2 separate regions of the Homo sapiens genome follow, and region 1 is linked to region 2. A link is a contact called in ENCODE Hi-C or POLR2A ChIA-PET data. All regions are on one chromosome and are shown on one strand. The core of a region is the stretch at or near the end of the contact, and the rest is flanking DNA. Distances in the headings are between cores, read along the strand shown.

Region 1 (3,066 bases), core at 397-2,896, 130 kb before region 2:
TTTTAATGGACTAAAAATCTCACCCTTGACACTCAAAAGCAAACAGTAAGCCAGACCAGAATCCATGTCCACTCACTCTGCTTAGCGTCAGTTGCATCTCCCCATTACTCAAATCCTGGCACACAGGGGGTCTATATATTCACCTGTCAAGTAAGCATTTTCATCTGTCCATACTTTTTTAGAAAATTAAGCACAAATTTCATGTATGAACCATTTCATGTCCATACATGAAATTTGTGCTTAATTTTCTAAAAACTAAGATGCTTTATATTTCTTCTCCTCTACCCTCTAGCAGGAAAATTTGGTTTATATTTCCTGAATTCTTTCAGGGAAAGACATCACTATCTACAAGACGTTCAAGCCAGAGGCTGGGGTCATTCTCTTTCTCCTGTCCACTGCAATCAAACAGTCATAGGACCTGGCCCGTTTTAACTCCTGAATGCCTCTCAAATCACTTTCTGCTCTCACTGTCCTTCAGGCCCTTACTGCCTCTCATTTGACTGCTGCCATAAACTTTCCATCTTCCTGTACACCATTCTCCCTACTGCTGCCATTGTGAGCTTTCTAAAATGTGAACAAGAATATGTTTCTCTCTGCTAAAAATCCCTCCTGTAGTAAACTTTAAAGACAAAGTCCACTCCTCTTCACTTAATGCAAAAGACCATGTTCCTGCTCTGTTTCCTGAGTACCTGCCCCATCATTCATTTCCTTCACCCCTCACCCCTTTCCCACTCTCCATGGGCGGTTCACTTCATAAATACCTTTTCACTGAGCACATCTTGTTCTTTAGTGATTTTAAGCATTTTCAGGTACTATCTTCCTGTCTTCTTAAGGTCATCTAGCAAATCCCTGGTTTGCCTTTAATTCACAGATGAACTTTACTTCCTCTCAGAGAATGTACCCATTTCCTCTCAGCCAGCCAGGAACTAGGTATTCACTCCACCAAGCTCCCAGTGCCTAGCACATACCTCCATTAAGGTCTCTATTATTGTATTGTAGTTATATATTTGATATCTTTTCACAAAAACCCTATACTTGCTGAGGCTATCACTAGGCTTTCTCATCTGTGTATCCTCAGTGCTTTGTACATTGCCTGAATAATAGTAGATGACTGTGCATATTGTGGAATGAATGGATAAACAGACAAATAGTAGTGGGAAAATATGTATTAAATTTTATCTCTTGATGATTCTTTCTTTTACAATCTAAACAACCAAGCTTCATGTATTTTTCATATCAGAACCAACTGTCAAGACAGGATCTGAAGTTCATTTACTCTGAAGTGTAATAACTGATAAAAATTTATGTCTCCCAAGGGGGTTTTTATTGAACAAGGATGGAATGCTTAATCTAAAGAAAGGAACCTTACTTAGTAGAATTTCCCACAGGCTTAACAAGCGTATGGGATTTGTTTTAATTGGGGATTGGAGGTGGGACTTAGAGGTTTTCTCTTTACTCCAAATAGTCCATAGGCTTTGTCTAGATATGAGACCAGTTTTCTTGCTTGCTGGCTCACAGCATGAACTAGCATGTCATATTACACAGCACATTCATTTTTGTTTCTATTATACAGCATAGATCATATGAACTTCACATCTGGTAAACATTTGTACATTGAATGTGCAGCTGCCAAGAATTGTGGTTTCTTGGTAGCATCCCAGTGACGCTGAGTCAAGGTCACAAAACCAGCATTGCAGAGTTTTCATGATCTGGAACTGTATCCTGCTTTTACTTATTGAGAAAGTTGCTCTCTTAGTTCGTTTGAGGACCTGTCATGGCACCATTTTAAGTTTGGAAAATAACTTGGGCGATTCAAAGTCCATTATACTGTTTGTGGGCTCCCCCTATACGAGCCATCCCACAGAGATGGGAATCTTATCTACTTAAAAAAAATCCAAAGAAAGTATTTCTTAATTCTTCTCAGTGACCTGTTTTCAAAGTTTGATAGTCTCTTCGAAAGTTTCATTGTCATAACAACATAACTCTTCCCTAATTTAGTTTTATCACCTTGCACTGTTTTTTATGGAAGTGAGGAACATTGGATTTTCATATAAACTGCAGTGCTGAAGATACCAGTGCATTGCACCATAAAAGCAAACCAAACAACACCATCACACAAACAATTCAAGATAAATTAAGTTAGGAAAATGGGGTTTCACAGTGTGACTCAAATTAGGCTTGCCAGTTAGCTTTGGCCTCCAAATGGAAGTCTAACATTTTGGTGTGTGGTTTATATTTTCAACATCCTTAGTGAATTCTGTCTTGAAAAGCCAGATACCATTAATATAATGGAGGAACTGGTTTATTTTATATTGATATAATATATAAAGCTTTTAAAAATGTTTCATGATAGTTACCTTTTCCCTCTGGGATTATGAGGAAGAGGGACAAATATCTATCTCTTGAAAGTTACAGTAGAATCATTAGTAGATGTGTTCATATACATTAAATAACGAGGAACATTTTGTAAAAAGTTACTTTGCTCTTCTTTCTAGAAAGGAATGATATAACATTCCTATATTTCCAGGTGAAGAAAGCAAAGTGACTTTTTTTGGTATACACCTGACTGTAAAAGCTACCCTGTAGGTAATTCGGCTATGCCCTACACTTATTTTTCTCCCTGATGTTAAATGAATTAACAATTGGTAACATTCCTAAAATTAGATTTGAAAAGAAAAAGTCAAGATATTTGGATTCTTTAAACAATTCTATGTACTATTTGTACTCTTATTCTTGGGAAGAATATTTGAAATAAGGTGAGAAAAGGACATCATGAAATGCAGGCATAATACTCTTTGTAACTTCCAGAAACATGTACACCACAATGAAGACAGGATGCTCTGTGATTAATCTATTTAAACACTGTATGCTTCCAGGGATCTCCTACCCAGGAAACAAAGCCCACAGGAAGACCATCACATAGGAATGGTAAGACATCTCAGGCACTTGGGTGACTAGCTGTGTCTAATTTTACCTTCTGCCATTCTAGAATTACTCAAACTTAATTTCAAAATACTCTTTTTTGTTCCCGTAATTATTGTGTTTCTTGTCTTTTTAAAGTAATTA
Region 2 (2,896 bases), core at 103-2,602:
TTTCAACTCAGGTATTTGAGACATTTACGGGAAAAAATGCTTTTATTTTACCTCCTATCTTGCTTTCATCTAGGATAAAATGTTCTTTCTGGTATGAAACAAGTGTGGCAAATTGCTTGCAGAGAACTTTGCTTGTTGTGATGCAGCATTTTGCTGGACAGAAACAAATGCATGGCTCATAATGACTGTTAGATTTCAAAAAGTCTGGGGTGTGTACATGTGTGTATATGTGTCAACAGGCTCTTCCTTGCTATCCTTTATTTTGCTCAGATAGTTTAATAGTTGTACTAATCTGCAGATATTATACATTTTAGGATTATATTCAGCTAATATTTATTGTTTTAGTAGAAGAAGTGTCAGATACATTTGTATTCACTAGCAATTGATTCATTTAGGAAAAAAATTTAGCTTCCAAAACGTAGATGTAAAATAAGATGCTTAACCTGAGCATAGTAATGTAAAGGTATATATCACTAAAAGCAATTATAATTTAACAGCTACCTAAAATATGCATTATAGATGTTTATTTTAAATACGTATATACTAAAGTGCCAGATAATTTCAACTAATAACCTATAAATAACTCCATTCCTAATGAAAGTTTTGTTTTTACTTTAAAATGTAACTCTTTGAAGGCAAGGTCAAATTAGGTCCAACATAGTGATCAATTTTAAAATAAAAATGAAAAAGTATATATGAATAGGACTGATATAGAATATTGGTCACATTTACCTTGGAAGTAAGATGGTCTATTCTCATAAGAATGACTATACAGTACCACAGTTATTTAATAACTTAATTATCTGCCATTATGTACACATTTTTGTTGTTTATATAGTCACTTTATGAATTTCTGAAAAAGTTATTTGATGTCAGGAAAAGTTAATATCAGTAGTCCAGAAGTAATTTTAATTTTTCTGTTTGTATTTAATGTTCTTTAATATGTAATGTTATATATTGTTATTTTGGTAAGCAGACCTCAAAACTGAATTCTCTATTTCTTTTTGTCAAATCATTAAAAGGGAGAAGCAGGATCCCCTGGTGCTCCGGGGCAGGATGGAACACGGGGAGAGCCTGTGAGTACCTTCTCATTTCAGTTCTAAAAGATGAAGTTCTTTTCCTGTTACGAAATCCTTTTTGGTTATTTAAATTCTTCTCTCAGATGCCCTATTATTTGTTCAGTGACTTCCAGATTTTAGATGTTGTAGAAGCTGCTTGTGAAACACCATAAAATATTGAAATGTTGAATCCTCTTTTAGAAACCAGGAAGAATTTTGCAAACAGTGTGAGTCACAAACCACAAGCACTCATGCCCAAAGAAATGCATGGTTAACACAAACATCATGGTCTGTTGCTGAGCCTTCAGTCGATGTCACTTTACCACTCATCTATTGTTTCATAGTATACTCTTTGGGATCTTGTGTTCAATAAAAATCAGGGGTAGAGAAACATGACTAAGAAAGTACTGAATCTGAATCCTAGATATCTACATTTTTAGCACATGTCCCAGGTGATTCTGAACTTCAGGTGAGTTTTAAAAATATAGTTTGCCCCCACATTTTATTCCTACAACTCGTGGCCAACATTTAAATACCAGCAGATCTTATTTTATTCATCAAAGGTACCTACCCTCAAGAAATTTGAAATTTGCCTTGTGCGGAGCTAGGTTAAGAACTGAAGTAATAGCTGAGGTGTATTTGTATCACATTTATCACAAAGTGTTCAGTTGAGATTTCAGAATTTAAATATTGTACATAAGAGGGAGAGAGGTATCACCAAAGCTTCTTAAATAGGGTAGAGGGATTAAACTACTCTGAAAGTTACTTAATAAAATTTTCGTTGAATTTCATCTTGTGTATGATTATGTACTGGGCCAAGTTCTATATAATGCTATTACCTTCCAGAAGCTTATAATTTAATTTGGAAGACTGAAAAAAATGATGCAAATAATTACCAACTCTTTATATTATGTGCCAAATATGAATCTCATATGGAGTCAGAAAGCCAGGGTTTGGAGATGACTACTGCTACATTTCAGCAGTATGAGCTTGGAGAAGTCACTTCACATCCCTGAATATTTTTCTCTAAGTGTGAATAGTGTAGATGCTTATAGTGCTTACTTCATAGGGTTGTTGTGAAGCTTACGTAGGAAATTTTTAAAAATTGTAAAAACATTGCACAAATGCATGGGGCTATTCTAAGTGCTGAAAGAGTATAGGAAGGTAATCCTGTTATTGAGGTGCTTGAAAAAATTTTACCAAGGGTTTGTGCCAGATTTGTTCATGAAAGGATGACTGGGAATCAAAGGAAGACAGGAAAGAGAGAACTCATCTGAATGAAGACACATATGTGAGATGGTTAAAGGTGTGCCCAGGAAATAATGAAATGATCTTAATGAGGTCCTGAATCTGCAGAGAAGGGTCTCTGTTGCGTGTTAGAAAGTAAAGGTAGAAACTTGGCTAGGGCCATAAAATGGAGAACCTTGACTGCAAGTTTGAAAAGTAAACCTTATTCATTTGTCATTGAAGTTTTGTGAGAAAAAAAGAGAACATAGTAAAAAGAACTGTTTTAGAGGCAGTGTATGAGCTCCTGGTGTGTGTGGAATGATTGGAAAGGAGAAGAAACTGGAAACAGGGTGCTAGTTAGCAGGCTCTTTTGACAGACCAGGCATGAAGTAGAAGGCCTCGACTAGGGTATTAATAAGCATGGAGTGGGTTCAATAGGGTAGCATGAGCTCAACATATGTGAGCCATAATTGCTGTTATTTAAGAAAAATTATGAGACTTGGTAACTGGATATAAGACTGGGTGTGATTATTTGTTTATGTTATTGTTTCAGAATATAAAGTAGGTGTGTGTGTGTATGTGGGTGTGCGTGTATGAGGGAAAGAGCATAA

What was found. Hi-C counts contacts between places; a loop is a spot of excess contacts on that map. ChIA-PET counts read pairs that join two places held with the same protein, here RNA polymerase II (POLR2A). Pooled maps may share reads with other maps.
Region 1: a map of PC-3 shows a loop between it and region 2 (6-fold over the local background). The contact joins two enhancer-like sites. A Hi-C loop is called at or near these places in 2 of 168 maps with a recorded cell type or tissue (PC-3 and endothelial cell of umbilical vein) and 3 of 50 pooled maps. POLR2A ChIA-PET finds 5 or more read pairs at or near these places in 1 of 52 experiments (MCF 10A).

What each region holds. Positions count from the first base shown.
Region 1 is chr6:56,225,722-56,228,787 of GRCh38, reverse strand. The region is part of intron 1 of COL21A1 (collagen type XXI alpha 1 chain); the gene reads left to right. Among named protein-coding and RNA genes, the nearest start is that of COL21A1, 20 kb to the left of the region's middle. Within about 2 kb of position 1,646, at least 2 of the 41 ENCODE cell types and tissues checked have a DNase peak (open chromatin) inside an H3K27ac peak, as active enhancers do.
Region 2 is chr6:56,099,652-56,102,547 of GRCh38, reverse strand. It overlaps COL21A1 (collagen type XXI alpha 1 chain), which reads left to right. Exons shown (of 30, transcript NM_030820.4): 17 at 1,023-1,076. Among named protein-coding and RNA genes, the nearest start is that of COL21A1, 150 kb to the left of the region's middle. Within about 2 kb of position 1,352, at least 5 of the 41 ENCODE cell types and tissues checked have a DNase peak (open chromatin) inside an H3K27ac peak, as active enhancers do.